Regions from separate parts of the Mus musculus genome. Here regions 2, 3, 4, 5, 6 and 7 are each linked to region 1. The links are chromatin loops, found by intact Hi-C in ENCODE. Cell type or tissue: left cerebral cortex. All regions are shown on one strand.

Region 1 (4,000 bases):
GCAACATAATGGGAAGGTTGAGGACCCAGGATCTAGCACTATGTAGTGCATAATTTATACAGTCATCCATTTGGGGGCTCTATCTAAAGATGGGATTGGTTCATTGGGAAGGGATGAAGTTGGGAATCAAAGGAAGCAGTAACTGCTGTAGATTTAGGGGTAATGGCAGTAACCAGCGGTAGATCTTGGATGTCTTTTATTGGTGTCTGCATGTGTGTAGTACTGGACTCCTGATACTCAGAAGCTCATTGGACTGCAGTCAAACCGCTGATTGAATGGATTCATTTCAAAAGTTTGTCCCTCTCTTTTTACAAACTGCCATCAAGGACAGAAACCAGAATACACATAAGATCAGGGCAGGAAGAGAGCAAGGGACACATGGCATTTCCCTCTTTATCTGATCTGTGCTGGGCACATTTTGGTTTTCTAGGAAGTCACCTGGGCTGGGTAGACCTCAACTCTGAAATAATACTTCTTTCTTGTATAGAATCACCTGCAACATTTGTTTTCTAAAAATGACTGTATGGATGTGTTGTATGTGTTCATGTATATGTAGGGCTCGTGCCTGTGATGTATATACAGAGGCCAGAAGAGGATGTCAATGTCTTTTTCTATTGGATGTCTGTCTCTAAAATCATTTTATTTGGTATATATGGGTGTTTTGCCCCCACATGCATGCTTGCATACCATGTGTGTGCCTGGTGCCCGTGGAGACTAGGAAAGGGTATTGGATCAAGTACAACCGGAGTGACAGACAGCTGTGAGCCATCATGTGGGGGCTGAGAATCAAATCTGGGTCCTCTGGAAAAGCAGCCAGTGCTCTTAGCTGCTGTCTCTCCAGGCCCTCCACTTTGTTTCTTGAGACAGTTTCACACTTAGCCTGACTTTTGGCATTTTGCCTAGGCTGGCTGAGCAGTGAGCCCTCAGAATCCATCTGTCTGTCCCCTCTGGGGAAGTGCAGGCTTTTATAGGTACTCAGGCTTTACACAGGTCCTGGAGATTTGAACTCAAGTCCTCTTGCTACCGCAGCAGCCTTCTTACCCACTGAGCTCTCTCAAGCCCCATAAACCCAACTTGGAAATAAAAAATGTAAAACAGTGGCTAAGACTACTGAAGATATTTTATAAAAGTATACTTTATACTTTCATAGGATATCAGATGCAAATCTACTTCCTTCATTACTTTTTTTTTTTTTTTTTTTTTGGTAAATTCAAAATAACCCTTTCTCTACTCTATATATTACACTATTTGTTCCTTTGTAAATTTTGGCTCGCTGAGTCTAGAACCCAGTGCTTTGCCTGTGTTAGGCAAATCCTCTGTCACTGAGTCCCAGCCCAGCCTATGATCCTTTGGGGTGGATATATATGAAATTAGAAGAGGAGAGCATTAGATAAGTCCATAGCTGTGAAATATATTGTGTTTGGAGATGGTCTCACTCCCTAGCCCTGGCTGGCCTGGAAATCAATCCATAGATAAGGATGGTCTAGAATCACCGGTCTCTGCCTCCCGAGTGCTGAGATTAAAGGCATGTGTGGCCATGCTGGGCCATGATGGTAGAATTTCAGGTTTATTTGCTTCCCTCTAACCATAGAATAGTAAAAATAGCAGCCTTACTAATACATAGAGGGCCCCGTGGCCTGGGCACTGTTCAAACAGCAGAACTTCACAAGTTACTTGGTTCTTCACTAGGTCTGTCTAGGGAACATGCTAGCTTTCATTCTGATCTTAGAAAAAGTTTGGATACCTAATTCTTACTGCCTTCTTTGGACCAGGGCTGCATTTTGTTTGTTTGTTTGTTTTTTGAAAGCTACTAGATTGCCAAGTAACCAGAAAGAGCAAGCATAAATAAGTTATCAGGTAGCAGGTGTGAGAGGCGTGCACCACGGGTCCTCGTCATCCTTTTTAACCTAGTGCCTATGTGTGGCACACAGATAACCAAGGAATGATGGGAAGGGATAGCATTACAAGCACTGAGGGATAACAAGAAACACGAAATCCCAGTGAAAACCAAAGCGGTCCTGTTTCACACACACACACACACACACACACACACACACACACACACACACACTTTGGAGCTCAGTCTGATTTCCCTCTGTAACTGAGTTCACTTGCATTAGGCACCCAGAGACGCTGCCTGTTTCACACACACACACACACACACACACACACACACACTTTGGAGCTCAGTCTGATTTCCCTCTGTAACTGAGTTCACTTGCATTCTTCCTTCCAGCGGCTGGGAGGCGCCCAGAGACGCTGCCTGAAGGAGCCAGGCCCCATCTGTGTTCTCTTTCCATGGAGAGGCTGCTGCCCCCTTCTGGGGGGAAGTGGATATTTTTAGGGGAAATGCTTCATGGGCTTCTGCCGTGGTGTTCTTCTTAGTTCTCACTCCAAGGATGAAATTTCAGGGCAGACCCAAGTAGCTTGTGCTTGGAGAAAGAAGCTGTACACATAGTGGTGTGCGCCTTGGGGGTTCTGCAGAGGGAGTTCGCTTTAGTAGAATTTAAAACAGGAGCCTCTTGTTATGGGAGAGACAAGGCAGGCGGAGTCTAGACCAGTGTCCAACCCGCAGCTGCAGCACTCTGAGCCTCTGTTTCCTAGGAGTTTGGAGGGGCTGAGCTGTTTTTCAGATGGGGTGATGGGTTCAGTTAGAAGATGGAAAACTAGGCTGTTCGCTACTTTTATACCCCCCTCTGTCTTCAGAGCACCTTAGCTCTGAGCAGTTTTAGTTACTGGGAGTCAAGAATGAACTTGGCAGGGGGGGAAAATGTCCTCAAAAGTCCGCAAGGCGCTGAACTACACGGCTTCTGAGATCCTTTTGAACTCTGATGTGATTTTTATGAACTTGAGCCCAAGGCTTGGAAGCTGAAGACACGTGCCAAAAAATGTGTGTATGTGTTGTGGATGTTTTGCAGGCGGACAGCCCTGAGGACATGCACAGCTGGATCGAGGGGATTGGAGCAGCTGTCCAGGCTCTGAAGTGCCACCCTAGGGTAAGTCACTTCCTCTCTGTGCCGCAGCGTCAGCTTAAAGATAAATTATCTCTGAACCGGTCGTGTTTTATTTGGTTATGTAGGCAGGCAGCCCGGCCTTAAGTGCTGGTTCACTTGTTTTTCTCTCTCTGCTAACTTGGGTACATTTTCCCCCTTCTCTCTCTCTCTCTCTCTCTCTCTCTCTCTCTCTCTCTCTCTCTCTCTCTCTCTCTTTCTGGTTTGTAAGTGGACATGAAGTCGGTCTGGACAGAGATGTGAAGTTTCTGATGTGTTCCTACAAGTCCAGCATCAGGCAGAACACTGCAAACATGCGGAACGAGCTCTGCTTAGTATCATTTTAAAATTTATGCATTTATTTATTTTTACAATAGGGTTCTCGCTGTGTGGTCCAGACTACTACTGCAAGCCATCCTCCTGCCTTAGCCTTCTGGGAAACTGGGACTGAAGGTGTCCCTGGCTTCTAGACAATTACTTGAGTCTGTAGCCAGTGTCCCTGTTTGAATTGACCATCTGAGTGGGTTCTTGAGACTTGGAGACAAGCATTGTAAGGAAAACCCCTTACTTTGTCTTCTCTTTCTGTGTTTAGGAGCCGTCCTTTTCAAGGTCCATTTCTTTGACTCGACCTGGAAGTTCTACCCTTACAAGCGCGCCTAACTCCATCTTGTCAAGAAGGCGGCCACCAGCAGAAGAGAAAAGAGGTCTCTGTAAGGCCCCTTCGGTGGCCTCCTCCTGGCAACCCTGGACACCTGTCCCCCAGGCTGAGGAAAAGCCGTTGTCGGTGGAGCATGCTCCAGAGGACTCTCTATTCATGCCTAACCCTGGGGAGAGCACAGCTACAGGGGTGCTGGCAAGTTCTCGAGTCAGGCACAGGTCGGAGCCCCAGCACCCCAAGGAGAAGCCATTTGTATTCAACCTTGATGACGAAAACATACGAACCTCTGATGTGTGATATGCAGTGCCCGTTGCGTGCAGGAGAGCCAGGGGCTGTGACTTATTTTCTCTGC
Region 2 (4,000 bases), 160 kb before region 1:
AGGGAAGCCAAGGATAGCAGCAATGTCATGGTCTGCCGTCTCTAGAATCAAAGGGAAATGGACTCATGAGACTTACTGGACTCCTGTAACACACACAGAAGGCCTTGGAATGAGATACTTTGTTGCTGTTTACTCTAAGCCCAGACTTGTACAAGATAGGTGGTTTAGACACTTGGGCATCTGTTTCTCTTGTCTCAAGCTGTTGCTGCCGGGAGTCAGGCTTTATCACTCAGGCCATCCCTGGAGCTGGTTCTGCCTTTTGCTCCTTCAAGACAGGGCTGCCTCAGAAGCTTAGCCAAACTTGGAAAGACAAATGGAGACTGGTATGTTCATTTTTATAATTTACTGAATGTCTATTGAGTGTGTTCTCTTGTCCCAGGTCTCTGCAGAAGCAAATATATATATATATATATAAACGTGACATGGTCTCTGGCCTTTGGAATTTTATGGTCCAAAAGTAGACATGTTGCCCATGTTCTGCTAAGTGTAGGGTGACCTTGTATCAGGAGACAGTCTTGGCTTATGTCTGTTGTTCTGGTGTCATTACTAACAATGCACCTTTTCACTTAGTTTTAGAACTAAGTGAGACAGAATGGTCTGTATGAATATTCATGTATAAAGGGGGTAGAAAGTGTAGATAGACCAGTTGGTTTCCCCGCAGTAGTCACTGAGTTGAGTGACGAGAGAAGTTTGACCAGCCAAGGCCAGAGGTCTTTCGGGGAAACTTGGAGTTCAGATGGGAGAAGAGGTGTATTTCAGGAACGCAGAAAACCCTGCAGGCAAAGAGAGAGTGAGTTCTGGAATTAAGAGCCATGGTCGACTTACGTTAAGTATTGTTTGCCAAGTCTGCCCTTTGACAATGCCCCGAGGCTGTCATTAGACTGTCTAGACACCCCTGTCCCTTTTCTCCTCTTCCTCTTGCTTCGGGGCTAGGAATGGAGTTCAGGGCCGGGAGCCCTGCTGGAGATGCTGCCCCTTCTGGGGTACATCCCCAGTGTGGACTTGTGTTTGTACCATCTCTTAGGTGTTCTTGGGCATATCAAGGTTATATCTGGGTCTCTGCTGCTGATGGTTTGGGAAGCAGGATTAACCAGGCAGAGAAAGCCCTGAGGGACAAACTGTAATTCCGAGAAGTTCTGGAGTGCAGGAGCTATGCAAGGCACACGAGGATCGGGAGGAGGGAAAAAGAGGGTAGCAGTCTCGAGGAGGAGGAATGATCAAGCCCAGGTAAGGACTTACATGGGTACTATTTTCAAGCTACAGGGGTTTCTAATCTGAAGATTTGCTTGATCATAAACCCAAGACAACGACAGTTGGATAGTCTTGGCATAGTTCTTGTAGACCTAAAACAAAATGACTTCCGCTCACATTTTTAAAAAAAAAGTCTTTCAACACTTTTGACAGTCGTGTTTATCTCAGGCAAGAAGCAGTAATGGGCTCTAAAGTATACTCCTGCCTTTTTTTTTTTTTTATTATGGTAGGATACCTGCCAAGCCTTATCTTACATGTTTGCTTGTCTTTGTTATGAAGTGTATAAGACATTTGTGATTCATCTGCAGTACACGACGTGGTGCCAGCTTCTTTCAGGGTAAGCTCATGAGCATCCTGAAAATCTTCGCCTGACTTTGTTCTGAATTTTGGAGGCACACTCTCTGTGGGAATTGTAGCCACCTCACAGATTCTCTGAGACTGAGAAATGTCAGTATTATGGAAAACACACTGATGAGCTAATGGTCTCAAACTTGGCTTTGGAGGAAATGAATTCACTGGGAGAGAGGACCTGGGGCAGTCTCTTAGTGGAATCCTTCAAAGATAAAGGGGGGAAAATTCTTCTCTTCACCTTCAGAGGTAAAAGCCTTATTCTGAAGACTGTCACCAGATCTTGATGGCTCTGTACTGAAGAAGCAAAGGACATCAGAAACCAAGGACCCAGGAATTATCTGAAAAAAGCCTAAAGTTATGAAAAGAAAGAACAACAGGAAACGGCTCAGGCCGTCTTATCAGGGGGCAATTTTGCATCTATCCCAGGTCAGGGCACTCCGGAGCCCTCATGAGTGTGGCTTGGTGAGGGCAAGACAACTTCAATTCTTCTGTAACCTGGGAGCCTTCCAAATCCTGGGCGTAACAAGGATGGCGCTGACCAGTGTCAAGGATCGGGTACAACACTCTACAGAGGTTCTGAGTTGTTTTGTTTTTAAATAAGGGGCTTAACTTCTGTACAGCGCAGCTTCAGCCACGCCATTAAGTCCTAGCGGCAGGAAACACAGATAAAAGGGGAAGAGGAACAGCGCCGCGGCGCGCACACGCTCGGAAATGGACGGCGGCGGCGCGCGGCGCGCGGCAGGCGCGGATCCCGCGGGGAGGGCGAGCGCGGTCGAGCAGCCCCTGCCCAAGGCCGGGCGCGACCAGCGCGGCGGGGGGAGCGCGCTTCCAAGCGGCCGCCCCCGCGCGCCGCGCCAGTAGTTCGGTCCGAGGGGGCGGCTCCAGGGGCGCGGCTCCGCGGCGGCCGAGGCTGCTCCAGGCGGGAGCGGACCCCAGAGCCCAGCGACGCGGAGCAGGGCTGGCGGGGGAAGAAGCGGGCGGGCGAGCGGGCACGCGCGGGGGCGAGCTTCGGCGCGGCGGCCCGGAGGAGCGGGGGCGAGCGGCGCTGCGGGGCCGTGGGAGGAAGCGCTGCGCCCGGCCCGACGGCGCTCGTTGAGCCACATCCGCGGGTCGCCGGCGACGTTGCCGGCGCCTGTCAAGGCCCCTCCATTTTGAAGGAAGAGGCCGCCGTTCCCCCACCGCAGGGGCGGCAGCCGCGCTCATGGCGTTCAGTCCCTGGCAGATCCTGTCGCCCGTGCAGTGGGCCAAGTGGACGTGGTCCGCGGTGCGCGGTTCGGGCGCCGGAGAGGACGAAGCCGGAGGTCCCGAGGGCGACCCCGAGGAGGAAGAGGACTCGCAAGCCGAGACCAAATCCCTGAGTTTCAGGCAAGTACACCGCATCCCAGCCGAGATGCAGGCGGGCGCCATCCTCCCACCGCGGTCAATGCTGTGTGCGCGCAACCGTGTTCCCGGCTCTGCTGCCCGCAGCCGGGTCCCCGCTGTGTACCCGAAAGTTCGGGATGTTCTGTCTGCCCGTGTGCTTTTCGTCCTCTGTCTTCGCTGTAAGCTTTCTGAACCCAGCCCCGAATCCGCAGTCTGCGCATCCCGGTTTGCCTGGGTCGCTTTCTCGAAGCGTCGACACCCCGGCTCCGACGCAGCGGCACCGGGTAGTGGCAGTTGATAAGGCCAGGTGCGATTTGTAGCGTTTTCCCCTTGTGGGCAAGAAGTCGCTCCACCGCCCTTCTTGGCCCCGCAGTGTCCTAAAATGCAGCCTTGGTAAAAGAGGATCGCGTGATGACAGGTCCCTGGCAGCTGGTGAGAAATGGTGGTCTCTGCTGAGCTGTCACACGTGTGATTGTGGAAGGCAGGTGACGGCATTTTCAGCTTCCAGTGACTTCCAGACAGGTAGAGGCCTACGGAGAAGAACAGTATAGCTAGAATTGGCTTAGTTTGGGGGGTGGGGCGATATTAATTTTTACGCCCCTGGAAAGGGTTGATTGGGAAGTCTTTTTGTGTGTGTGTCTGTGCGTGTGAAAGGCAGCGATGACAAAAAAAAAAAAAAAAAAAAAAAAAAAAAAAAAAAAAAGGTCCTGGTGAGAAGCTTCAGAGGACGAAAGAGATTTCGGGGAGCTAGGATGCTGGGCATCGCTGAAAATGCTGCAGCCGTTCTCAGGCTGGGTTGAGGATTGGTTGGTTGTAAAGTTAGAGGCGCTGTACTTGCACTTTGGTGGCTGAGTACGTTTTAAAGGCAGTTGGAAATACCGTTGACTGTGGTAATGCCTCGTTTTTCCCCCTCGGCAGCTCGGATTCTGAAGGTAATTTTGAGACTCCTGAAGCTGAAACTCCAATCAGATCGCCTCTCAAGGAGTCTTGTGATTCATCACCGGGATTGGCAGAACCCGAGGCCAAACCCCAAGGT
Region 3 (4,000 bases), 490 kb after region 1:
ACACACTCACATACCATCACATATATGCATGCATATAGACATGCACACACATGCCCCCCCACACAAACACACATATATGTACAAAACCTATAGTGAACACACTACCCTGAGTCAAGCTATGAGTTTTAAGAACATACATACTGTCCCCCAAAACTCGTCACAAGGTGTTTTGTCCTCAAAGGGAAAGCTCCTCTCTATCTAACTGATGTCTAGAACCCACAAATATGTTAGTTGTGTACCAGAGGGGACGGCGGGTGGTTAGTTAGTAGAGGGTCTCCCACAAACCCATGTGTCTGTCTTCATCCACCATCTTTTACACTGATGAATGAGTTACTAGCCAGTAACTCATGCAGTGAGGCAAAGCAGTTATGATGGTTCTGGGTGACAAGCAAGTGAAGAGTATTGGTGAGGATACTAAGCACGCGCATGCACTTTGCTACAACTAGTCTGTCATGTGAACTGCCATCTCACAGAAACATTCATACAAAAAAAAGTGCAGATGAATATGCAAAGCTGTTTGCTGTAGCCACTTTCATAGCAACGGTAAATACAATGTAACAGAAATACAATGTAACAGAAGACAGGAGAGCAGAAGGAGAAGCCCATGAATCTCCATTCACAAATATATCTGTTACATAAATGAAAAGGGACAGATATTAAGTGGTCACGTAGGCACCTGCCTGTATCCTTCCGCCACGCTACACATCTTTGCTCTGTAGTTTACTGAGCATTAGGAAGTTCGCGACAGTATCTATATGCAGAATTATTGAACCTCTACTTCAACAACATGTGCATGTGAGCTTAATATTTATAGATGATAGAGGTAGAAATAGACATATTTACTATCTGACAGAGTCCTAACATGTAGCCCAGGATGGCTTTGAATTAGACATCTTCCTATCTCCGCCTCCAGAGTGCTGGTATCAGTCTTCATAAAGACTTCTATATGAAAACAAATGTCCTGTTTTCTATGTATTCGCCTTCGTGTCAAACTATACTTTTCAAGAAGTTCAAGAAGTGATGTCCACAAGAACCTGATGTGTGTCAGAAACACTCAGCTCCCCAGTGAAGTTGGCAGGAGGGCTCGCCTGGTTCAGAGAAGCCTTGCGTGCTCCCTGAGTTCTGAGAGGAGAGTATCGAGGTTAATTCTCCCAGGTTAAATACGCAATCAAATAATGTCAGGGAGATGACGGGTGTGTGTCGTCCTCCCAGACCATCTGTGACTGTTTGAGTAAGCAAAAGGATTGACTAAAAAGCTATCATTTCCTTTTCAGTCCCTACAGTCACTTTTGAATCACAGGTATGTTTAGGAGGTGAGGCCAACAATCCTGAAATGTGCAGGGACTCTCCAGAAAGCAGTCATCATCCCCTGGACCTCGTTCCTTTACACCGAGGCGTCCTGGCTTGTAGGTGGCCTTCTTCAACAACTGAGGGGTGACAAGGACAAAGCCTGAGAAGACACAGCCTAGATTGTGAAGACTTTGAAAGATTTTTATACTGACTGCATGCTAAAATATCTTTTATACGTTGACTCAACAAAGTACATTATCAGAACTAATTTTACTTCTTGTTTGCCTTAAAAAAAAAAAAGTGGCTGCTGAAAATTTTCAAAGAAAACCCGTGACTCATTGCATGATTCTCGTGATCGGGGCTGTGGTCAATCCGCACGCAGAACTGCTTCAATCCTTCTTGATTCTGTGACCTCCGAGACGAAAATTCCTCTTTGGTTCCCGCAGGGGTGTTTAGCCTCAAATTTCAAGTCATCCTCTTCCCCCTAGCGGCCGGAGGAGGAAGGGCTCTGCATACCCCAGCCCGCCCCTAGGAAGCCAATGTCCCCAGCGTTTTACAAGTGGCGCATGCCCTCTGAGGCAAGCCTGCGGAGCAAAGGGAGTGAAGTGGTGGCGAGAGCTGAAGAGATGAGCAATGAGCCGGTGGCAGCCAGGCAGGACAGGGAAGCTGGCGTGGTCGGATTGTGTACTGATGCTGTTTTTCAGGGTGGCCCTTTCCGTGTCACCAGGAGCTGTGGTTTCCAATGGGGATGAAGTGGGGACAGAGCTGGGTGGAAAGCCCCGCCACCTCATCTGGCTGGGCTGTGGTTGTTTGAGCATCAGAGCAAGCTTTATATCCAGCCGATCCATGGTTTTTGTGGGGGACTTTACATCCCTAACCTCACTGGGTCTCGCTGCGTTCAAAATTTTAATACAGTTACAGGGTTCGAGAAGCTGAGGGCTTCCAGGTATTACATATCTATTAATGCTGCTGTGCGGGCTTGGAGGGAAGAACTTATCTCGCCCTCAATGCTTACTCTGTGATCCTCAAAGCAATAGATGGAGACCAGTGTATGGCACAAACTGGGCACATCCTAGGCCATGGACCCCAGGACCTGGCACCTCCTCTACTGCATTCCTCTAAGAGCTGGTTTAAGTGGGTGTGCATGAAGCTAATAGCTGCAATAGCTGTGGGACCCTCAAGTCACGGGTCCTGGTCCTGGTCCTCCACCGTTGTTTTTTGTTTTTTGGTTTTTGTTTTTGTTTTTTGTTTTTTGTTTTTTTTTTTTGGCTTTGTTTTGTTTTGTTTTGTTTTGTTTTGTTTTGTTTTGTTTTTTCAGCTGCTAATCCTTTTAATCTCTTGACTAGATGCCTCTCCTGGACTGCAGATTCCTAAAGAGTTACCGTGAGCAGCGCCTGGCACACATGGCGCTGGCCGCTATCACCATGGGATTCGTCTGGCAGGAGGGGGAAGGCCAACCCCAAAAGGTGAGGAGCAAGGAGAAATCAGGCTCTGCTGAGGTCCCTGCACCTGGAATTACGACACCAGCTCCAGGTTCCGTTGCCTAGTTTCCAAAAATCAGCGGAAGGCAAGAAAAGAGGGTTAGATTTTTTTTTTCCATTTTTCTTTTCTTTTCTTTTTCTTTTTTTTTTTCTTTTGCTACGGAGCTGATTTTCTTTTAGACTAATGTCCACTTTCAAAGACTCCAGCCATTCCAATAATATGTGAGGAGCTTCCTTAGGCCCCAAGGACTCAGAAAACACCCTGCAGAATTTTATACTTCTAAATACATTGGTTATTATGACTTTCATAATTACCCCATTGTACAGACATCTGGGGATCTGTCCCAAGCTCAAGGCCTTTGTCCCAGAGCAGCCTGGGGACAGTTGGGAAAGCCAGTTTCTGAGTCCACTGAAGTAGCCATCCTTCTCCAGTACAACTTGGACACTTCCTTATTTCCTTATTCTGCCCAGCTGATTGCTGCTTTAGTTTATTAACCCTTTGTCTAACTCCCTCCAATAACTTTCTAGTTTCAGTCTGTCCCTCAGAGCACAAACCCTTTCTTCTCTACCCCTGGAGGAAACTAATATTTCTTTTGAGTCATGGTCTTACAAAGCAGCCCCAAACCAGTCTAGAACCTGCTCTCTTGTCCAAGTTGTTCTCCAACCTGTGATCTTCTTGCCCCGGCCTTCCAAATGCTGGCATTGCAGTCACTCCAGGCACGTGACACCCTGTGCAGTTATGCTCCCAGTCAGTGTTGGGATGGAATCCAGGACCTGTGTGTGCCGAGTGAATACTTTATCACTCAACAGGACCTCCGTTTTCTCTTCCTTTCCCCTAAGTTTCTCTTTCCCAGAAATCAAGGTGTTGACATCATTCCAGAATGCGTGAGAAGCCCGAGGTGTGCTTCAAGGGCTCATCTTACCCACAGAGAAACACTTGAGACCAAGAAGCAAGGACAGCACAGAGCTCCTGTTCCTTCAGACTCTAACACGATACCATATTGTATCTCATCTAAAGGACTCGAGTGTCTAGGGTCTGCTGTTGGAAAGTTTAAAACCCAGGCCAGTGTGACAGAACCTCCTGATGAGTTCTGCTGCATAGGCCCCCTAAACCAATCTCCTGAATTATGAGTTAGAGAGGAGGAAGCAATGTCCAGCCCCCAAGGCCATCCCAGGCTCATCACCCCTCATTTTGGAAGTCTTCCCTGACCTTCCCAGTGGAAGTGTCT
Region 4 (4,000 bases), 180 kb before region 1:
AACTCAAGATGTGCCACGAGCCTTCAAGGCTAAACGACCTGAGGAAGACATAGTCTTCAAACTCTTCAGGATCAAGGCCTACGCAAGGACTTTCCAAAAAGAAGACCCCAGCCCCACAGGAAATGATCCCTAGACTCTAAGTTGTCTAAGTGAGGGTTTTACTGCTATGAGCAGACACCGTGATCAAGGCAACTCTTCTAAGGACAATATTTAATTAGAGCTGGCTTACAGGTTCAGAGGGTCAGTCTATTACCATCAAGGTGGGAACATGGAAGCATCCAGGCAGGCATGGTGCAGGAGGAGCTGAGAGTTCTACATCTTCATCTGAAGGCTAGCAGAATACTAGCTTCCAGGCAGCTAGGATGAGGGTCTTAAAGCCACAGTGACACACCTAATCCAACAAGGCTACACCTACTCCAACAGGGCCACACCCTCTAATAGTGCCACTCCCTAGGCCGAGCATATTCAAATGATCACACTTGTAGACAAAAAAATAAAAAAAGGAATCATAGAACTGATTAAAGATTGGGGGGTGGGGAGCGTATCTTTGCTAGTTATAGGTCAGATAGGAGATTAATATATAAAATCTATAAAGAACCTCCCAATTAAATACAACCCCCAAATCATCCAATAAATAGCCAGTAAATAGCCAATGGGATGAAGGCAGTTCTCAAAGGAAGAAATAAAAATGACCAATAAATATTTGAAAAACTGTTCAACATCCTTAGCTTTCAGGGAGCCGCAAGCTAAACTATATTGAGATTCCATCTCATTAAAATCCGAATGGAAGCTGGAGAGATGGCTCAGCAGTTAAGAGCACTCACTGGCTGCTCTTTTTAGAGGATCCAGGCTTAATTCCCAGCAACCGCATGTGCAGCTCACAACTGTCTGTAACACCAGTTCCAGGGGATCTGAGTCCCCCATGCTGATACATATAAAATAAAGTTAAATTTAAAAATTAAATAAGTAAATAAAGTCAGAATGGAAATCAGTCGATCCTCAAGAAGAGGAAATGTCCCTTTAAAATCTACGGCTCCTGGGCACACACTCGAAGGAGAATAAGTCAGCACACCACAGAGATGCTTGCATGCTTATTTGTTGTTGTATTATTCACAGTGGCCAAGGCATGGACACAGCCTGTCCATCCACGGAATGGTGAGGCTTCAGTAGGTATCTGTGCACAGTGGAAGTTTCTCCAGCTGTAAGTGATATCTGTAAGCCGATATCTGTGGGAAAGTAGGTATTATTATGTTAAGTGAAATGAGCTAGACGCAAACCGAAGACAAGTATTACCTTCTCTGACATATGGAATCTTGACCTAGATATGTATATTTGTGTATATATATTCATATATGAAAGCAAAAGCTAGGCATAGTGGTTCCTAGCACTCAAGAGACAGAGGCAGGAGGATTGTTGCAAGCTCTATGCCAGCCAGGTTTCCCTAATGAGACACTGTCTCAAAACAAGAAGGAGTGGGAAGTAGAGAGGAAGCCATGCTCAGAGAGGAGTGGGGAGAAAAGAAGCTGATGGGAGGCAGGTGTCATGGAGCAGAAGGGAACGTTGTTCAGTGCGGAAAGAGGATCAGGAAGAGGAGGAGTGCTGGGGTGTAGACAAGAGTGGAATATAATGTATGAAAATGGCATGGTGAGGGCCAGAGAGATGGCTCAGTGGCTAAGAGTTCTCACTGATCTTCCAGAGGACCTGAGTTCAATTCCCAGGAACCACATGGTGGCTCACAACCATCTATAAGGAGATCTGGCGCCCTCTTCTGGCCTGCAGGCAGATATACAGTCAGAACACTACATAATAAATCTTAAAAGGGGGGAAGAGAAAAGAAAAAGACACGGTGAAAGCCATTTCTTTGTACAACAAAAGGGAGATGTGAAAAATAGTTAAAATAGAAAAGAGTATCACTTTGCAGTTAGCTAGAGAAAATATGGAGAACTCATTTTCAAATGGAAGCATTTGTTTTAACCAGTAGATCCAAACTATACCCCAAAAGAGCCAAAAGATAGGGATATATGGAGGTGTATGTGTGTGTGTGTGTTTGAGAGAGAGAGAGTGCGCGCAATATTATTGAGAAAAGTGAAACTAAGCTATTTCTGAATGAACATCACTCTTTCTTTAATTTTTTACTTATTCATTTTATATCCCGCTCACTTTCCCCCTCCCAGTCACCCCCTGGGCATCACTCTTCAGGGTTTGTCATATTGTGGATGGTAGGGCCACCCCAGGCTTCCCACTCTATAGCAACATGTGATTCCTAATGTCCTGGGGGCTGGTGATGCAGGGATCATAGCTTACTACTGCAGATTTCAAGCTAAGGAGTTAAATCTTCCATTTCCAACAAGAGGGCATAGACAAGCGAGAGATGAGTGACCAGGAAGACAGGGAGGGAGGGAGGGAGGGAGGGAGGGAGGGAGGGAGGGAGGGAGAAAGGAGGACAGGTTGGTTTCGTAAATGCATGAAAACACTCAGCCTTATAAATAATTGTTCATACTCGGGCATTGATAGGGACAAATCACCTCTACACATTAGCAAAGGTTTAAAAGGTGAATGGAACTCGGTATCAGCTGAAGTCTGAGGAAAAGGCTGTCTCCTATACTGTCATTTAAAAATTTAGATTACTATTGTTACTGGAGTCCTTGGCCACATACCACCTCACTTCAGAGAGCCCCAACACTTGAATGCAGCCATTTGTGCAGAAAGGGGGAAAGTAAGGCCAAAAGACAGGAGGGGGATGTAATCTCTGTGGCTGTGCCTTGGTTGCTTGTCTATTGCCGAGATAAGACACTTAGTTAATGGCCTGTCACTGGGAAGAGACTCTGTGGCCATGGCAATTCTTATCAAAGAAAGCATTTAACTGGGGCTGGTTTATAGTTTCAGATGTTTAGTCCATTATCATCGTGGCAGGAAACATGGTGCTGGAGAAGTAGCTGAGGGGTCTACATCTGGATCTGCAGGCAGCAGGAAGGGAGGAGGGGGACCTTGGGACTGTCTTGAGCTTTTGAAGCCCACCCCCAGTGACACACTTCCTCCAACTAAGCCACATATACTCCAACAAGGCCACATCTCCTAACCCTCCTTAAGCAGCACCAATGACTAAGCATTCAAACACAGGAGCCTATGGGATCCATCTTTATTCAAACCACCACAGGGGCTTATAGTTTCAGAGGGTGAGTCCTTGACCATCATGGCAGGGAGCATGGCAAGAGACAGGCAGGCACGGGACTAGAGCCGTAGCTAAGCATGCACATCTTGATCTGTAAGTAGGGAGCAAAGAGGGACCATTGGGACTGTCTTGAGTGTTTTGAAACCTCAAAGCCCCGCCCTCAGTGACAAATGTTCTTCAACGAGGCCACACCTCCTAAATCCTTCCCAAATGGTTCCACCCACTGGGGACTACATGCCCAACTATATGAGCCTGTGGAGGCCATTCTCATTCTAACTACCAGGTGGTGTGAGCAAGGCTGCATCTTAGCCCTGTCTTGGGGTGGAGTATATACCTCGTGTGCAAGAGAAGGGGCTGGGGCAAGGGTGAGAGTTTAATCACTTACACAGTCTTGGTCAAACAGGATTTGGCTGAGTGGTCTCTTGTTCTGGTTCTGCTAGTTGGGTCTAGAGAAGGGGGCAATCTGTTTCCTATGGTGAGATGATAGGAAACATCAAACAAAGTGTTTCCACTTTAGTGGGCAACTTCAGTTTCCAACCTGAAATAATTGCTCCCTGTTGGTGTTGGGGGTAGCTTAGTCACGGGGTGATCTGCCTTCGAGGCTTTGCTGTTCCTGGAAGGTCACAGCAATGACTGGTGACATGTAGACACCGCTTCACAGGTCTGGAACAAGACATTATATGAGCCGGTGCTTTGGCAGTCTCTCAGAAATATGTTAGTGGTTCTTCAGCCTTCGAAGGGATGTGAGATAGGTCAGGTAAGCTGGGGTTTACTCAGCCTTGTTTTACCAGTTTTTAGACAGATAGTCCTTAAGTGGTTAGCATACCT
Region 5 (4,000 bases), 220 kb after region 1:
AGAGAGAGAGAGAGAGAGAGAGAGAGAGAGAGAGAGAGAGAGACCAGAGAGAGAGAGAGACCAGAGAGAGAGAAACCAGAGAGAGAGAAACCAGAGAGAGAGAAACCAGAGAGAGAGAAACCAGAGAGAGAGAAACCAGGGAGAGAAACCAGAGAGAGAGAAACCAGAGAGAGAGAAACCAGAGAGAGAGAAACCAGAGAGAGAAACCAGAGAGAGAAACCAGAGAGAGAGAGAGAGAGAGAGAGAGAGAGAGAGAGAGAGAGAGAGAGAGAGACAGAGAGAGACAGAGACCTTTTCTCTTTTTAAGTTGATTGTTAGGGTGTTTCTTCCACTATCAGAACCCTGGCCAGTCCACTTTCAATATCCTAATCAATATATTCAAAATACTGTAGCGATAATTTCCAATTAAAGTGTATGTTTTCCATTCTGGAACTCTTACTGCCATTTCTTTCTCCTTTGAACCTCTATGGAACTTAAGTTCTGTCTTGAGTTCTCTATTTTCTGCTCTACTACACCTTTAATGGGCCACCAAAAAATAATAAAGCCTTAAATCAGAAAGAGATTTTTGAAAATATTCTTAATGTTATTTATCTTTCCTTTTGCCTCCTTTTCTCAGTTAAGTTTCTTGCCTCACCCTCTCATAGCAACTATGTCCCACCATCCCGCTCTCTGGGGCTCCTCCCCTCCTCTCTCCATGGCTGTTTTCCGTTTTCCTGGCTCTTGTAATTACTTCAGCTTATATATCCACACCTTTAAAAGACCAATACAAGGAGAAACGCAGGGCTGCAGAATTAGAGGGTGACAATATGATCTCGCAGAAAATGTTTTGAAAGTCTGTGCTTGACCAACGAGTGTTTTAGGGGGTGTCGTGTATGCAGCTATGAAAAACGATCAGCCATGTTAGCAACATTTTATTGTTCTCAATTCTGGGGACAGTACGCCGAAGTATCCTGGAAGATGCGTGGCTGCCGTCAGTAACCTGAATATTTTCGGATATCTTTTCCTCAGTGATGTGTAAATTTTTTTTAAAAGACATGATAAATGATACAAAGAAAATCCTTACCAGCTCTTCCTAGCCTGAAGAGTAAACCTGCAGGCATCCACCTTCCTTTTTACAGTTAGCAGGATGGTTGGTACCTGAATCTATGCATCTATCTCGTTCTCCAGCCCTTTCTGCTCTGGTTTCCCTAGCGACAACCCTGCAGGTTCAGGGCCCAGAGCTTCCGTTACTGGACACAACGCCCGCCCCGCCCAGCCTGTTGCTCCGCAGCAAAGCTCCAAGACCACCAAGGGAGCCATGTTCCTCCTTCTTTTGCTCTTTTTGCATCTTAAAGGGCTGCAGGCAGGCCAGAGTGAGTACAGAGATCAAAGCTGCTACAGGCTTCTAGCTTCTGGCTTTTGAGGGGCAGAGGCGAAGTCTGCAGCCCCCTGCTCACTGAATTAGCTTTGCTTTCCTTTTGCTCCCTTTTGGCTGCAAAGCATTCCCGGAGTGGGAATGCTTTCTTATCTGTAACTTAGATAACAACGAATGGTATCCGGGCTCCCAATTCTGTTACCATGTATGTAAATGGTAGTCTTGACTCAATTCATCACTACAAAGAAACTGACTTTTTTGTTTGTTTTGGTTTTTGTTTTTTTGTTTTGCTTTGTTTTCCGTTTAAATTCCTGGCTTGGCAACTGCTGCCCTCTAGAGTCTTTCTCGACTAATTTCTTTTAAAATTTTTAATTATTATTTTTTTTCATATTCTTTCCCCTCCCTCAGATCCTCAATACCGCCCTACCCACTCAACTTCTTCTTTTTTTAAATTGAAGTCTTGCTCTTGTTTGCATTGCTTATAATTTCACATATTGTAGAACTACAGAAAAATGACTTTAAAAACAGTGAATAAATACTATTCTTTTTTTTAATTAGATATTTTCTTCATTTACATTTTAAATGCTATCTCAAAGGTCCCCCAGACTCTCCCCCCTACCCCACTCCCCTACCCACCCACTCTCACTTCTTGGCCCTGTCGTTCCCCCATATTGAGGCTTATAAAGCTTGCAAGATCAAGGGGAATCTCTTCCCAATGATGGCTGACTAGGCCATCTTTTGATACATATGCAGCTAGAGGGGTACTGGTTAGTTCATATTGTTGTTCCACCTATAGGGTTCCAGACCACTTTAGCTCCTTGGGTACTTTCTCTAGCTCCTCCATTAGGGGCCCTGTGTTTCATCCAATAGCTGACTGTGAGCATCCACTTCTGTGTTTGCCAGGCCCTGGCATAGCCTCACAAGAGACAGCTATATCAGGGTCCTTTCAGCAAAACCTTGCTGGTGTATGCAATGGTGTCAGCATTTAGAGGCTGATTATGGGATGGATCCCCGGGTATGGAAGTCTCTAGATGGTCCATCCTTTCATCTCAGCTCCAAACTTTGTCTTTGTCCATGGGTGATTTGTTCCCAATTCTAAGAAGGGGCAAAGTGTCCACACTTTGGTCTTCATTCTTCTTGAATTTCATGTGTTTTGCAAATTGTATCTTGTATCTTGGGTATTCTAAGTTTCTGGGCTAATATCCACTTATCAGTGAGTACATATCATGTGAATTCTTTTGTGATTGGGTTACCTCACTCAGGATGATGCCCTCCAGGTCCATCCATTTGCCTAGGAATTTCATAAATTCATTCTTTTTAATAGCTGAGTAGTACTCCATCGTGTAAATGTACCGCATTTTCTGTACCCATTCCTCTGTTGAGGGGTATCTGGGTTCTTTCCAGCTTCTAGCTATTATAAATAAGCTGCTTCCATTTTGTGGAATAGTTTGTGAAGAACTAGAATTAGATTTTCTTTGAAGGTCTGATAGAACTCTGCACTAAACCCATGTGGTCTGGGCTTGTTTTGGTTGGGAGACTATTAATGATTGCTTCTGTTTCTTTAGGGGATATAGGACTGTTTAGATCATTAACCTGATCTTGATTTAACTTTGGTACCTGGTATCTGTCTAGAAATTTGTCCATTTCATCCAGGTTCTCCAGTTTTGTTGAGTATAACTTTTTGTAAAAGGATCTGATTGTGTTTTGGATTTCTTCAGGATCTGTTGTTATGTCTCCCTTTTCATTTCTGATTTTGTTAATTAGGATGCTGTCCCTGTGCCCTCTAGTGAGTGTGGCTAAGGGTTTATCTATCTTGTTGATTTTCTCAAAGAACCAGCTCCTCTATTGGTTGATTCTTTGAATAGTTCTTCTTGTTTCCACTTGGTTGAATTGCCCCTGAGTTTGATTATTTCCTACCATCTACTCCTCTTGGGTGAATTTGCTTCCTTTTGTTCTAGAGCATTTAGGTGTGTTGTCAAGCTGCTAGTGTGTGCTCTCTCTAGTTTCTTTTTGGAGGTACTCAGAGCTATGAGTTTTCTTCTTAGAAATGCTTTCATTGTGTCCCATAAGTTTGGGTATGTTGTGGCTTCATTTTCATTAAACTCTAAAAAGTCTTTAATTTCTTTCTTTATTCCTTCCTTGACCAAGGTATCATTGAGTAGAGTGTTGTTTAGTTTCCACGTGAATGTTGGCTTTCTATTATTTATTTTGTTATTGAAGATCAGCCTTAGTCCATGGTGATCTGATAGGATGCATGGGACAATTTCAATATTTTTGTATCTGTTGAGGCTTGTTTTGTGACCAATTATATGGTCAATTTTGGAGGAGGTACCATGAGGTGCTGTGAAGAAGGTATATCCCTTTGTTTTAGGATAAAATGTTCTGTAGAGATATGTTAAATTCATTTGTTTCATAACTTCTGTTAGTTTCACTGTTTCCCTGTTTAGTTTCTGTTTCCATGATCTGTCCATTGATGAAAGTGGTGTGTTGAAGTCTCTCACTATTATTGTGTGAGGTGCAATGTGTGCTTTGAGCTTTACTAAAATTTCTTTAATGAATGTGGCTGCCCTTGCATTTGGAGCATAGATATTCAGAATTGATAGTTCCTCTTGGAAGATTTTCCCTTTGATGAGTATGAAGTGCCCC
Region 6 (4,000 bases), 57 kb before region 1:
GGCTCTTCTGGCTCTTCAGGATATTGAAGGCGGATTTCTCTGCGGCCCAGAAGGGTACACACAGGTTCCTACCTTGTCTTTGTTGGAAACTGAGGCCTTTGGCTTCTCTGCCTGCCAGGCAGCCAATACAGTAGTGCTCAGAAAATATTTGTGGGTCTGTGACTGGGTGAGTCAGGCAGGCCTCACAGGAGCCGTTTTATGGGTTTTAATAGGAACCATACCGTGAAATCCGAAGCACCACGGCACTGCTGCTTAGCGATCACCCCAGCGGGAGTTTTGGGCAGCACTCATTCAGCAAATTTAACCTGAGCTGATGGTTTAGAGCAGCCTCCATTTTACGGTAAAAATGACCATCTCGTTAAAAAAAAAAAAAAAAAAAAGTACATAGCACCTTTGTGTAGGAAGGAAACCCCGCAAGAATTGACTCGCTTGACCCAGATATAGAAACTGAGGCACTGAGCGGGGTCACGGGTCACCAGCTGCCTAAGGAATGGGAGCCGGTTAGGAGAAATGCTACTTGAAGCCCCAATGCAGGGCAAGGGACCTCCTCAAACGTACAAAATTGACGTTGATGTTTATTTCAAGGGAAATGGCTCCCCTCTCCCCACCTCGTTTTCTTTTCCTTCCTCATTCAGAGCATAATGTTCTAAAGCAAACGTCTTTTTTTCACACCTGAGCGAACTGGGCGGCTCATTTTCGCTTTGGCTATCAAAATAGAAGAGGAAGCGCCTGCGGTTTCATCAGGGGAGCTTTCGGGGCGTGTGCTGCCGGGCGTCCCGCCTTCCTGCCGGCTCACCTGGCTGCAGCCCTCAGCCCCCAGGCTGCCAGGCTGCCTTTGCCTCGCACCGTACTTCCCACCCGCGAAGCCAGGCCTAGTCCTGCAGAGCTTCCGGGGGCGACTTTTTCACTACACACTCCGAGTACCTTGGACCCACACGGCTGACATCAGCATCCTCCTCCCCGCCCCCAGCCCCCAAAGCCGCATCTCTCGGTGCTCGGTCCCTGGGCTGACAATTTTACCGTAAAATTGAGTCCACTTTGTCTGCCTGGCGTTACTTATATTTAAATGTCAATGTCTCCACGAGGGAGGCCTGCGTTAGACCGGACAGACCTGCCCTCTACTGACTGGGGACCCAGAACAAGTTACCTAATGTCTTGGAGTCTCGGTTTCCTCATCGGCCCCAGCACCGGATTGATACCTACGGGTTGCTGTGTGACTGAAGGGCGAGGGCGCTGGAGTTCTGTCTGGTCACCCTAGGCTGAACCTATCGAATCCAGCTTCTCTTTCCCACTTCTCTCCGTGCTCCAAGAAGGGCCAGGCAAGCTGGGTCAGGGCGTTGGCGACCCTCTTAGCTCCGGGGGGTGCACTTTAGACCGCAGGGGGCGATGCGTTCCTCTCTCCACCCCTAAACTCCCAACGCCCCCTCGCCCTCCGGGCAGCCGCGGTTTGGGCCGGCTGCACAGTGCGCAGAAGTAGGCTCGGGACGTGACGGTCGAGCACCCCATCGCGGACACCTGCTGCAGCCGGGTTACATCCCACCAACCTCCTCCCCCCCGCCATCCCCCGCTGCTGTCCCCTCGAGGTCTCCGCACCCCTCTCCTCCCCCCTGGAGGCCCGAGGAGCATTGTACTCACATCCGGGGCTGGGTTTTGCTTTAATGTGAAACGAAATTAACCCGGAAAAAAAGAGTCGAGAGACGGCCTTGGAGGACAGCTGAGGATAAGGGAGAAGTGTGCCGCAGGACAGGCGGGAAGCGAAGCCCCGAGGCGCAGAGCTCTGGGACCCGATGCGACCCTTGCTGCGCAGAGCGCGGTGAGTCGGGCAGAGAGGCGCAAGGGTCCGGGCGCGGAGGGCAGAGAGGGGAGCAGGGCGGCTGGGTTTGCTTGGTGGCGCCAGTCCGGGTGGTGGACGGCGACCGGAGGTGGCCCAATGGGCCACCTCCCCTAGCTCCCAGGAAAGCCCCAAATGCAGCCCCTCCTCCAGTGCACTGGCGCCTCCTGGGTGACCAAGGTCGCCACCGCCAGGGGTCGGGCTGTGGGGTGGGGCGTGTGGGGGCGGTGTCCTGTGGAGCTGCAGATTCTCACGTTTGCAGCGGCGAAACTTCTCCGAGGTTCAAGCACAGGGGTGGTAGCCCCTCAAGGACTGCCCGGGCAGCGGGTAGGGGAGGAGCGCAGAGAACGTCCCAGGCAAGTCCCTCAGGCACGAGTTGGGTGTTGGAGCCTCTTCCTTCTCCTTCTCACTCCTTTTTAACTTGGCGCGGGCCTAGAATGCTACCCTGGGGAGACTCCTCCTTTCGTCTGCTCCCGCCATGGGCTTCTGGGATTCCTGGCAATGGAGGTGACTTGGTGGAAAACGTAGGTCGGTTCCAGGTTAGGTAACCCTTTCGAGGGGAAGCCTCAAAAGGCTGTCCCCTTTAACGTCCGCGCTTCCCTGTTCTGCTCAGCCATGGAGACTTAAAATTTAAAAGGAAAAGAAAAGAAGAAAGGAGAGATGGGGCCAGGTCGTGTGGGAAGGGAAAAAAAGTATCAGGGCATGACCAGGGCACCCTTGTACACCTTCTGCCCTGGGCAGCCCTGCCCCGAGTCTTTCACCTTTAAGGCTTCCTTCCTTCGTGAACATCTTCCGTTTGTACTCCTTCTGTCCCTGATTGGACTCAATTAAGAGTTTTTCAGAGGCGCATAAACACTAGAGGAGGAGCAGGGGAGAACGAACCAGTTGCGGCTCCTGGGAGCATTTTGGTTTGCAGTAGAGGCTGAAGTTCCAAAATTGTGCTAGTGTTCTTAATGTCTTTGATTAGCTGTCCCCCATCCCCCACTCTTTCTTTGTTGCCTCCCACTCCTCCACCCCCCCACCCCCCTCCAGGAGGAGTATAACGCTTCCAGCAACAGCTAAGCAGAAGACACAGGAAGGGTAGAAGTTTTATCTTCAACTTGGTTGCATCTAGTGACTTGTTAATAATAATGATAATAACTTGGTAATAAGAACGTACTGAGTTAGCAGTGGGCCAGCAGCTCACCGGGTCTTTAGGGAGTTGTCAGACTAGTGAAGGACCCTGGCTGTGCAGAGCATCAAACTGGAGTCCCTGGTGTTTGGAGAAGCCAGAGGAGGATTTCTGAAGCATAATCAGTGGCCTTGGCAGAGTTTAGCTTTCCCTGGGTGCTGCCTGAGGCAGGGTTCTAAGAAGAGTAGAGTTTGTTGAGCAAATGAATGAAAGCTATCACTGAGAAGAAACAGAAGAAAGGTGGGGCCTCAGGTTGTGTCAGGCAACGTTTCTCTAGCTATTGTCTTTAGACTGATGAGTCCTTTGGCTGTATCTGCAGATGTCTTTTTACAGATTACTGGTACCCTTAGTGGAGTTTTAGCTGGCTTACATGGGAGTCTTACCTACCTCTTAACTGGCGAATTTCTACCCGGGATCAATTTGGGAACTGCCTGTCCTTTGGTGGAGAGATGGCACACCCTTCTCTTCCCTTACATTAGTGCTTGCTGCTTCTCCCTTGTGTGAAAGGAAGTAGGGCCTGCAACCTCCCTCATGTCATCCCAGTGACGTGAAGAGAGCTCAGATCTCTTGGGATTGGGGTTTTTATTGAGGGACACAATCCATCCTGGACACACACAGGGTTTGGTTGTTGGCTGCTGCTGAAGCAACTCTGCAGATGTGGGAAAGGGACAGCAGAATGTATCTCCAGATAGAGAGCTTGCCTTGCAAAGCCCCCCCTCACCTGACCCCCCCTACCCTCCAGCCCCAGAGGGGGTGAGGGAGGGAGACAAGTGTTAGCTGGCCCACCAAACCCCAGGAGAGCAGCAGTCCTGCACTTGCTCCCAGGTGTGTGCTACAACACTAGACGACCAAGGAGCAGGAACACGGCCATGTGTGCATCCCGCTGATACTTCCTCGAGTCGATACAGGTGCACATCTGGGCGATGTCCCTGTGGCCGGCTAGATGGCTCAGATTGAACTGGATGTAGACTGCTGACGCTTTTTGGGTCTCAGAAAGC
Region 7 (4,000 bases), 50 kb after region 1:
GTAGCCTCCTGTCGGAGCTAAGTACGCGGAGGGTCAAAAGTTGACATTTATGTTTGCTGGACTCTGCGCTGGCCTATAGCTTCCTTCTGTGTGTTAGAAACTAGGACCTACATTCAGTGTCTGATTCTTGTTCTCTGTTTCCTTTTCCTTAACATTGGTCTGTGTCACCCAATGTTTAGAGGCTTGCTGCATTTGGAGAATGCCAGTTTTGGAATTGAACCTCTGCACAACAGCTCACACTTTGAGCACATATTTTACCCCATGGATGGCATCCACCAGGAGCCTCTGAGATGTGGAGTCTCTAACAGGGACACAGAGAAGGAAGGCACACAGGGGGATGAGGAGGAGCATCCGAGTGTCACTCAGCTGCTGCGCGTAAGGAGCAATAGCACTCTTCTGGGCTCAGGCTGTTTTTAAGAAATCACCCTAAAACGGTGATTGCTGTCTTTCTCCAGCTCCATCCATGGTGATTGGAACCAGGGTATGAAAAGATGAGCAATGTGTAGCTCTGGTGACTGAGAGGAGGGCAGTCTGAAATTTTTTTAAACAAAGATTTGTATATATATAAATATATAAATATACATACACACACACACACACACACACACACACACACACACACACACACACACACACACACACACACACATACACACACACTGCAGCTGTCTTCAGACACACCAGAAGAGAACACCAGATCCCATTACAGATGGTTGGGAGCCACCATGTGGTCGCTGGAAATTGAACTTGGCCTCTGGAAGAGCAGTCATGTTGAGGCATCTCTCCCAGCCTGGGCAGTCTGAATTTTAAGGGCTTAAATCTTAGGCAGTAATCCTATTAGGTGTTTCTGTGTAGTCATTACACTCTGGCTTGGAGCAGGGGAGGTTTTACTCCGATACCTCAGGCTCTAGGGTAGACCAGAAGGGAGGACAGGAGGGAGGGAGGGAGGGAGAGTGGGGAAAGAGAGATGGAGACAAAGATATGGAGACAAAGACAAAGTGTCAGAGACAGGGAAGGGAGGGATGGAAGGAGAGAGAGAGGGAGGGAGGGAGGGAGCTATTGAATTGAAGATAATTATTACCTCGGATACCTCAGTGTCCTCAAGGACACTCAGGCCCCTGTTCGGGAGGCTTCTCTACAGGTGCCCTGGCTGCTCGGGATGTAGGCCTGTTAGGGTTCCCTGGGCCAGCTTAACTCAGCTATAGGGTTCTCCTTCACTGTGGGCTACGGGCGACGGGTGACATGGTGCCACATGCCACATGCTGGATGCGGCAGGGTATTTTGCTTGTTTGTTTGTTTTGAGATTAAGAGGCCTTTCCCATGGTGCTGGCATAAGGCGTATTTTAAATCAGCTGACACTTGACCATGACATGACTTCATCACCTTTTCTTCCCCAAACTCGTCAACAGTTGGAAAGCTCTTAGGTGTTTGCTAAATCTCTTTGTATGGATGTCTGTAAAAGGTCGGAAGGAAGCCATGTTTATATACTGGCGACCCTGTTCCACCTTTTCCTCTCAGGATTCAGGAGGTGTCTTTCTTTCTGTATTATCATGGTAGTCACATTTCCATTAAAATCTTTATGTGTATGTTAATTTTATGTTTATTTTAATTAAAAATAAAACAACCCAGCAATACTGCTGCTTTGAAGACTTAGACAACCCATTTTATCTTTAGAGCTTTTAAAATAGCGACTAACACTTTTTTGTTGTATTGACAGAGGTATGCTAAGTGAAACAATCTATACTGCTTATAGATGTGAAATCACATGCCTAGCTCTTAGGTCTGACCATTATTCATACAGGACATGTCTGGTCCCATAACAATTTCTGCTTTATGGTGCTTGTGTTTTAACAGAGAAGAAGAGCTGTTCTACCACAGACCCGCTATGTGGAGCTGTTCATTGTTGTAGACAAGGAAAGGGTAGGAACCGCTGACTTCTTTTCTCTTTTGCATGAAAAAGCAGTTGAGAAGTAACTTATGAAGGAAATACCAAACACAATAGTTATTTCGACTAAAATTGTGCATTAATTAATTAGTCAATTAATTTGTCTACAGGGTCTTGCTATGTCTTGAGCTCCTAATCTTCCTGCCCCAGTCTCCCTAGTGTTGGAATTATGTGTGTGCATTCATGGCCCTTAGCTTTGTCTGTAACCCTAAAGGGGACAGAGCTCCCTGCTCTTTGTGGTGACTGTCTAATGCTGGGTTTGTCACATAGCCACTTAGGGTCTTGAGGGCTTTTCAGATTACTTAACAGGCTGAGGCTGCAAACCAGGACAGTTGGCAGCTGCCTCCTGAGGTAGATTTGCTTTGTGCTCTTCAGAGCACATCTTCCTCACCCTAAGAGGCGGGGCCGGGGAGCTAGCATGCTTTAGAAGCACTTAGTATTTCCAGGGGACAGGAGAGCAACAGCACACTCTATATTTGTCCTTAAAGACCAAGCTATTGCTTTACTTAGAGATGCTGCATCTTCAGCTACTACAGGATCATCGGTTTCTGATGTGGCTCCTAAATAATTTAACATATAGATAATTGAAAATGTCCTGGGCAGCTTTTACCTTTTATGTTTGTATAAAAAACTATTTATAGGAACTCTGATTGGCAGGTCTTTTCTTGTAAGCCATAGAGAACATTTTGAAGATTGTTTTTCCTGGTTTTAAAAGTCCCTTACTGTGTGTAGGTTGATAAGAGCCCTGGTTAGTCAGAGGCACACATACACTGGGTGTGTTAGGATCCCGATGGTAGAAGGGAGAACAAGGGAAGGAGAGCCAGCATGAACCTGCTCCAGCTGTGGTTGCAAAGTTCTGTAGAATGTCTTGGGCAAGTGGTAAAAATAGAGATTAAAGTGTTTTTCTCTATCATTCTCTCCAGATAGACTGGTTATATTCATATATGAAATGGTTCAGAATAAAAGTGGCCCCATTTTCATCAAGCTCTGTTAAATGCAGGATCTTGCTGGACAGATGCAGCCACAGATTCTGTTGTTAAGACATTGTCACGGAGTGACGTCACAAACTCTGTAAGACTTTTGTTTTTGTTAGCAAGTAGGTTAAGATAACATTAAAATAGACATGCTAATTTAGCCAGATATAAAAATATAGGCTGCATAAAATATTTTGTTTAACATGGTAAAATTTCTCTCTTTATATATCTCTTTTTCTAACCTCATACAAATTTTGAGCTAGTGAGCCTGAACTAATCTCTCATTCTTACTTTCGAGTAGGGTCTAGAAATAGTTTATTGTTGATATCATTAGCCTAAGAGATAAGAGAGTAGGAAATTTATTAGTTTTTCATTCTTTTATCTAAGCTTTTTGTTTAAGATTATACCTTTGTGAAAATTTGAAAATACTTTGCATTAAAATCAGTAAAAATAGCATTGAGAAGAAAATTTATTCTAAAGTTACTAAATGTGTCCCTTAGTGTGTTAATTACTTGCTGTTTCGGGGCAAAGCACCCAGGCTAAGGCACCCTACAGAAGGAGTATATTTTGGCTTATGGTTCCTGAGGGTTAGACCCATAATGGTGGGGACAGCATGGCAGTAGGTGGCAGGCATGGTGGCTGGATCAGAGCCGAGACCTCACATCTCTACTGGGAACTCAAAGCAGAGAGAGCAAACTGGAAATGGGGGGAGGATTTTACTTACAGAGATCACCTCACCTCCAGCGACATACCTCCTCCAGCAAGTCTCCACTTCCTTCCCCAGACAGCCCCAGTGCCTGGGGACCAAGTGTTCCAATGCCCGAGACTATGGGAGACATTCCTCATTCAGACTGCCACATTGGGATCGGCTCATTTGAAATGCTGCTCTTTTGGTTCCAAGGAAATCCTTGGGATTTGCTCTTCAGTGTAGGCATTGTAGGCGGCTCTACTGCGTCGTTGCTTGCGATCATGCTTTCCCTCCTTCGTCTTTTCAGTACGACATGATGGGACGGAACCAGACTGCTGTGAGAGAAGAGATGATTCGCTTAGCAAACTACCTGGATAGCGTGAGTAGTAGTTC

Evidence for each region. Peaks named below come from ENCODE experiments on the same cell type or tissue, not always from the same donor. Only the 100,000 strongest peaks of a DNase experiment are listed, where the experiment ranks them.
Region 2: a loop joins it to region 1, with 2.2 times the contacts of the local background. A loop is called at or near these places in 14 of 42 quality-filtered maps.
Region 3: a loop joins it to region 1, with 3 times the contacts of the local background. A loop is called at or near these places in 7 of 42 quality-filtered maps.
Region 4: a loop joins it to region 1, with 3 times the contacts of the local background. A loop is called at or near these places in 11 of 42 quality-filtered maps.
Region 5: it touches region 1 in a loop (8-fold over the local background); 11 of 42 quality-filtered maps call a loop at or near these places.
Region 6: a loop joins it to region 1, with 2.9 times the contacts of the local background. A loop is called at or near these places in 18 of 42 quality-filtered maps.
Region 7: it touches region 1 in a loop (2.4-fold over the local background); 7 of 42 quality-filtered maps call a loop at or near these places.

What each region holds. Positions count from the first base shown.
Region 1 is chr8:25,042,621-25,046,620 of GRCm38, reverse strand. Plekha2 (pleckstrin homology domain-containing, family A (phosphoinositide binding specific) member 2) reads left to right here. Exons shown (of 12, transcript NM_031257.3): 11 at 2,919-2,996; 12 at 3,583-4,000. The coding sequence ends at 3,945. Among named protein-coding and RNA genes, the nearest start is that of Htra4, 5.7 kb to the right of the region's middle. In left cerebral cortex, a CTCF peak has its summit at 2,318 (motif pointing left); DNase peaks (open chromatin) are centred at 867, 2,299 and 2,894.
Region 2 is chr8:25,200,089-25,204,088 of GRCm38, reverse strand. Tacc1 (transforming, acidic coiled-coil containing protein 1) reads left to right here and starts at 2,547. Exons shown (of 13, transcript NM_177089.5): 1 at 2,547-2,967; 2 at 3,883-3,998. The coding sequence starts at 2,804. In left cerebral cortex, a CTCF peak has its summit at 2,257; DNase peaks (open chromatin) are centred at 2,454, 3,259 and 3,878; H3K4me3 peaks cover 2,313 bases; H3K27ac peaks cover 2,278 bases.
Region 3 is chr8:24,552,477-24,556,476 of GRCm38, reverse strand. It overlaps Ido2 (indoleamine 2,3-dioxygenase 2), which reads left to right. Exons shown (of 10, transcript NM_145949.2): 3 at 2,637-2,756. Among named protein-coding and RNA genes, the nearest start is that of Ido2, 22 kb to the left of the region's middle. In left cerebral cortex, a CTCF peak has its summit at 1,774 (motif pointing left); a DNase peak (open chromatin) is centred at 1,799; H3K4me3 peaks cover 692 bases; H3K27ac peaks cover 176 bases.
Region 4 is chr8:25,219,712-25,223,711 of GRCm38, reverse strand. It overlaps a transcript of Tacc1 not described here. Among named protein-coding and RNA genes, the nearest start is that of Tacc1, 20 kb to the right of the region's middle. In left cerebral cortex, a CTCF peak has its summit at 1,776 (motif pointing left); a DNase peak (open chromatin) is centred at 1,550; H3K27ac peaks cover 1,853 bases.
Region 5 is chr8:24,821,292-24,825,291 of GRCm38, reverse strand. Adam5 (a disintegrin and metallopeptidase domain 5) reads left to right here and starts at 923. Exons shown (of 21, transcript NM_007401.3): 1 at 923-1,352. The coding sequence starts at 1,298. In left cerebral cortex, a CTCF peak has its summit at 1,671 (motif pointing left); DNase peaks (open chromatin) are centred at 830, 1,323 and 1,473; H3K4me3 peaks cover 1,084 bases; H3K27ac peaks cover 524 bases.
Region 6 is chr8:25,099,847-25,103,846 of GRCm38, reverse strand. It overlaps Plekha2 (pleckstrin homology domain-containing, family A (phosphoinositide binding specific) member 2), which reads left to right and starts at 2,036. Exons shown (of 12, transcript NM_031257.3): 1 at 2,036-2,187. 5830408C22Rik (RIKEN cDNA 5830408C22 gene) reads right to left here and starts at 1,668. Exons shown (of 2, transcript NR_155282.1): 1 at 1,636-1,668. In left cerebral cortex, a CTCF peak has its summit at 2,016; DNase peaks (open chromatin) are centred at 903, 1,210, 1,665 and 2,102; H3K4me3 peaks cover 3,023 bases; H3K27ac peaks cover 2,557 bases.
Region 7 is chr8:24,993,030-24,997,029 of GRCm38, reverse strand. It overlaps Adam9 (a disintegrin and metallopeptidase domain 9 (meltrin gamma)), which reads left to right. Exons shown (of 22, transcript NM_001270996.1): 6 at 180-375; 7 at 1,855-1,920; 8 at 3,915-3,986. Among named protein-coding and RNA genes, the nearest start is that of Adam9, 22 kb to the left of the region's middle. In left cerebral cortex, CTCF peaks have their summits at 741 (motif pointing left) and 1,866; DNase peaks (open chromatin) are centred at 748, 2,911 and 3,875; H3K27ac peaks cover 1,272 bases.